Regions from separate parts of the Homo sapiens genome. Here region 1 is linked to region 2. Evidence: read pairs that join two places in POLR2A ChIA-PET (ENCODE). Cell type or tissue: GM12878. All regions are shown on one strand. Region 1 overlaps VAV2 (vav guanine nucleotide exchange factor 2). Region 2 overlaps VAV2 (vav guanine nucleotide exchange factor 2).

Region 1 (2,500 bases), 61 kb after region 2:
GGGGAAAGGGAAGGCCTCACAGGACGGAAGCTGTGCTGAAGCTCCCGATAGCCCCACAAGATGGGGTTCCGTCTCCATCCCAAAGAAGACACTGAGGCCCAGAGAGGTGAAGAAAGCTGCCCAAGGAGGCCAGCCAGAAAGTGGCAGAGGTGGGCTGGGAGCCAGGACCTCACACCACCTGGCCATGCCTCGGAGAGCAGCCCTGGGTCATCGCAAGGGACTGACCACACCAAAGGGCCTGGGTGTCACCCCTGGCACCTCCTGTCGGCACCTCCTGTTGGCTACCAGCCCCGCTCACCCTCTTCCTGCTATCCCGACCCACAACCCTCCGCCACTCCCACCTGGGCGTCCACAGCAGCCCCTCGGTGGCCCTGGCCTCCACTCTGGAGCCCCTTGAGGCCAGGCAGGGCCAGAGGAAGGGTCTGGACAAAATCTCAGAGGCCACTGCCCTGCTGGAACCCCCAGGGCTCCCCTCACACGTTGCTCCCTCCCCTGTCCAGCCCTGTCCCTGGCTGCCCTGGCCCCGGCCGCTCTCTATCCAGGGCCGCCAAGCAGTTCCCCAGGGCTTCTGCCTGGGCCTCCCTGTCCCAGACCTCCCCATGGCCATCAGGGCCCAGCCAGGGCATGGCCTCCTCAGTGAGGCGCACAGACCACTGCATCTGAGGGTTCCCACCTCACCCCATCCCTCTGCTGCCACCCTGAGACCGTGTCCCGGGAACTCTGGGCCTTGGAGGGGCTGCACACAGTAGGTGAACATGACTGGCCGACGGGCGGCAGGGATGAGAGGGAGCGACTTGTCCGCCCCAGTGATCGGGTCACCAGGCCACTGGGCAGGGGCTCCCAGCAAGCGTGAAGATGAGGATGGAGCCCCACTCTCCCACAGTAACCCCGAGGGGATGGGCTTGGCTGGGCTCCTTTGCAGCAGAGAACTGGGCTTTGACCCTGTGGGTGGTGCCAGCCGTGGGCCTGAAGGCGGCCCTGGGTGGGATGGGGCTGGGCGAGGGCCAGCTGTCCAGGCCCCCAACTACCCACCTTGGAGCCTCAGGCCTACAGCCTTAAGTTCCAATCAGAACTGGCCATGCCTCACCTCTGCCTTCCTGGGATACCTGTTCCATCCAAACCCTCCCTGCTCCCAAAATGCCAGATCCCCAACCTGGAGCGACGTGCAGGGTTCCCATCCTGCAGCTGCCCCCTCCCACCAAGTGGGTGCTCAGGGAAGGGAGGATCCAAGAACAAAATTCTCCAAATAGCAGAAAACCCAGGACCCCGCAGCCACCAACCCTAGCCGGGACCTTGCACCGCGCCTCAGCGTGAGCAGCCCCACCTCCGGGAGGGCTGAAACCTCGGTGCTGGACAGGGGTTGAGGCCTGCCTCAGTCTCCCCACCAGCAACCCTAAAGGGGCAGTGGAGCCTCTCCTGTCCCCAGGGTCAGCAGATGACGCATGAGGCTGGTTTTCTCAGCTGTCAGAGGCCAGTCCTACCAAGAACCGAACGGGAAGAGCCCGGACACCCTGGGCCAGGGGCTCCATGCCTAGATGAATACTGGGCCCGGAACCCTGGCCCCCTGACTCCCAGGCAGACCCCACTTGAGGACGTCAGATAAAGTTCCAGCCCCACGCTGCCCAACGGGTTGGCCCTGGGCTACAGGTGACCTCTCTGAGCCTCAACTTCCTCCTCTGCAAAATGGGGGCGAAAATCTCTGACTCCCAGGATCAAGGGGAACATTTAATGAGCTGACGCCTGGGAGGTGCTCAGCCCTGTGCACGCCTGGTCGTGGCTGCTATGATGGTGGGTGGACGGGGCAGCTCCAGAAGGGCCACAGTGACAGATGGGACACAGAGTGGCTTGCCAAAAACCGTGCTGATCACTAACAGGGAGGGAAAGAAGCAAGTCCAAGAGTCCACTTCAACAGCAATGGGTCTCCTCATGTAAAGATCCAAAACAATGGGCCAGACGCGGTAGCTCACGCCTGTAATCCCAGCACTTTGGGAGGCCGAGACGGGCGGATCACGAGGTCAGGAGATCGAGACCATCCTGGCTACCACGGTGAAACCCCGTCTCTACTAAAAATACAAAAAAAAATCAGCTGGGTGTAGTGGCGGGCGCCTGTAGTTCCAGCTACTCGGGAGGCTGAGGCAGGAGAATGGCGTGAACCCAGGAGGCGGAGCTTGCAGTGAGCCGAGATCGCGCCATTGCACTCCAGCCTGGGCGACTGAGTGAGACTCCGTCTCAAAAAAAAAAAAAAAAAAAAAAAAATCCAAAGCAATGAAGATGAAACGAAACAGTATTTGAATTTTGATAAAAGGGTAAACCCCAAATTTAGGATGGTGGTTACTTCCTGGCAGGCGCTGGAGTAGACGCAGCTCCTTTGTGTCCTAAGAGTTAGAAACTTCCAAGTTTCTTGTTCTTGGGTTGACTGGCCAGCTTGTGAGTGTTCAAAGTAATTACAAGTTAAATTAATGCATCAATAAAGATAATAGGGAAAGAGCGGAACAAAAGG
Region 2 (2,500 bases):
AGGCCTTCCCCTCTCCATTTCACCAGAAGAAACGGTCAGAGAGGCGAGTGCACCTGCCTGCAGGCCCCAGCTCACCTGCCCGCAGAGCTCAAGCACAGACAACCCTGCTGGCCCTCCAGGGTCCGTGTTCCGGGAACCCGTTCATCATCTTTCTCTGTTTCACATATCTAGGATATGAGTCCTCTTGGATCTCATGGAAAAATAGTTCTGTGGCTTCAAAAACAGGTGACAAGCCGCCAGCCCGTAAGACCCTGAAGACTGGGGTCACCAGGAATCCTCTGGCATCATGGCCACTCCCAGCCGGTCACTGCTCTGTGGGCCGGGCGTGCCAGGCTCAGCCTCAAGGGTGGGATGGCTCATTCCAGCAGGACAGCGGAGCCTGCCTGGGACAGGCTGTGGCAGAGGGAGAGCCCTCTCACTCTGGACTGATTGTTAAAGAGGATGTCACTGCTTGAGGCTGGCGTCCCAGGGGTGATGGAGGTTGTCTGTGTCCCTGACGTTCCAACTTTGCCTCCCACCGCCCCTGGTCTGAGAGGAACCACAGACACAATCCACCTGGGCTTCCACCCCCCATACAACTCATCTGCCAGGGACCTGGGGGCTGCCGCCCTGGAACTCACATGGCCATCTCAAACTGCTCCATCCACTTCCTCTTCATATCTTCTGTTTTGCAGAAAAACTGGAAGCCCTGCTTTCCTTGAAGGTGAATTAGGTAGAAGCCGTAGGACCACTGCAGGGGGGAGAGGGGCCATGCTTGCAATAGACACGGCTTCAGACATCCTGGCACATGTCCACGTGTACTCTCGCCTGTGCAGCATGTGCACGTGTGTATATGCATATGTGCACAGGTGCCTGTGCCTGTGTGAACACATGTTCTCACGTGTGTACCTGCTCTCTTGCCCATGCTGTACGTGCACACGTGCCTCTGTATGCATGCATGTATAGCTGTGTGCCCATACCCTCACGTGAGAATACATATGCGCTTGTGCCTTCACCTCTGCATGCATACTAGTGTGCTCCTGCGTGCATGGGTGTGCATCTGTGCCTGCACGCGTGTCTATGCGTGTGCACCTGTGCATGAGTGTGCCCAGTGCTCCTGTGAGCATGTGCACACACACACTTGTATCTGTCCCTGCAGGTACACACATGTACTAACACGTATGATGCACATGCACCCATGCTGTGTGAGCTCTCCTGTGGGTGCTCTCCTGTGTGTGCTCTCCTGTGGGTGCTCTCCTGTGGGTGCACACACACATGCCTGGGCAGGTCTGCACTCCTGCCTGCGCCCATGTGCGAGGATGCTCCACCGAGTGCATATGTAGATGCATGTTAAGCGGGGGCAGGATCCCAGGAAGGATGAGCGCAGGGCCCCACCCAGGGCCCCTCCACGAGGCCTGACCACCCACTTTCACTTCCTAAATGTGATGCTAAAAAAACCTCACTTCTCTGAAGTAGAACAGTAACAACAAAAAGGCAGGGAACAGCCATGGGCCTGGGGCACCCCCCGTGAAGCCATCCCCGACTGAGCAACCCACAACTGCCCCCTTCCCTGCCTCCCCTTCGGCCACCCCACAGGCCTCGCCATCTCTCCGAGCTCTCGGACAAAGGGCTTTCAAAGTGGTCCAGAAAAAAGAGTTTGGCAAATAGGAGCCTACTGGGTTAGAAAAGATGGCGGGAAAGAGGAACGAAGGGAGGGATGGAGAGGGGAAGCGTGGAGCGGGGATGGGAGGAGGAAAGAAACAAGGAAAGAGAGAGGAAAAGGGGAGAAAGAGGGAGGGAGGAGGGAGAGAACACAGAAAAACAAAAAGGATGATGGAGAGCTGAAGAGAGACCAAGAAACCCCAGCCTCTGACCCCGAGCTCCAGGGACTGAGGATCACGGAGTTTTCCTTTCACACTGTCTTAGCGGGCAAGCCTTTCATCATGAATACAAATCATTTCATCATCGGGAAAGGGAGTGGAGGACGAAGGACCAAGAAAACCCTGAGCCCAGCCCCTCAGGCCCCTGGGTCCCCTGGCTCCGGGCAGAAGTGCCAGCACCAGGCTGGGATGATTGAGGCAGGTGGGAGGACCTGGGCGCTAGGTGCTTACCATTTTCCCGTGAGACTAGGAAGCATGGAGAGGAGAGGAAGGGGAAGACGGTCAGTGAGAGGCTAAGCCCGGCCCTGTGGTGGGTGCCGCAGTGTGGAGGCGCCAGGAGCCCTGGCAGGTGGAACACCCCCCAGTGCCCAGGCTGGGGGTGGGGTGATCAGTGGGGAAAGGAATTTCTTCCCAGAGTGTTGGGTGCTGGTGGCAGGACTGCCTCATGGGCCCCAGTTACTTGTTTTGGGCATGAGGGCAGGGAGGGTCACCCTCAACAGCTCATCCAGTCTGCACTTGCTGGGTCTGGACGAGGGCTACACTGCCAGCCCTGGAGGCCAGGGACTGGACTTTCAGAACAAGGGCTCCTGACCCCCGCCCCCCACCCCACCAGGGCTGCACACGGTAGCTGCTCAAGTGCC

The links. Peaks named below come from ENCODE experiments on the same cell type or tissue, not always from the same donor. Only the 100,000 strongest peaks of a DNase experiment are listed, where the experiment ranks them.
Region 1: POLR2A ChIA-PET joins it to region 2 with 7 read pairs; 3 of 35 experiments call an interaction of 5 or more read pairs at or near these places.

Annotation. Positions count from the first base shown.
Region 1 is chr9:133,846,049-133,848,548 of GRCh38, forward strand. The region is part of intron 3 of VAV2 (vav guanine nucleotide exchange factor 2); the gene reads right to left. Among named protein-coding and RNA genes, the nearest start is that of SARDH, 110 kb to the left of the region's middle. In GM12878, no CTCF peak of the experiment used is centred here; no DNase peak of the experiment used is centred here.
Region 2 is chr9:133,785,156-133,787,655 of GRCh38, forward strand. VAV2 (vav guanine nucleotide exchange factor 2) reads right to left here. Exons shown (of 30, transcript NM_001134398.2): 16 at 2,091-2,105; 17 at 621-730. Among named protein-coding and RNA genes, the nearest start is that of SARDH, 48 kb to the left of the region's middle. RefSeq lists enhancers at 1,114-1,523, 1,795-2,347. In GM12878, no CTCF peak of the experiment used is centred here; a DNase peak (open chromatin) is centred at 1,386; H3K4me3 peaks cover 791 bases; H3K27ac peaks cover 1,786 bases.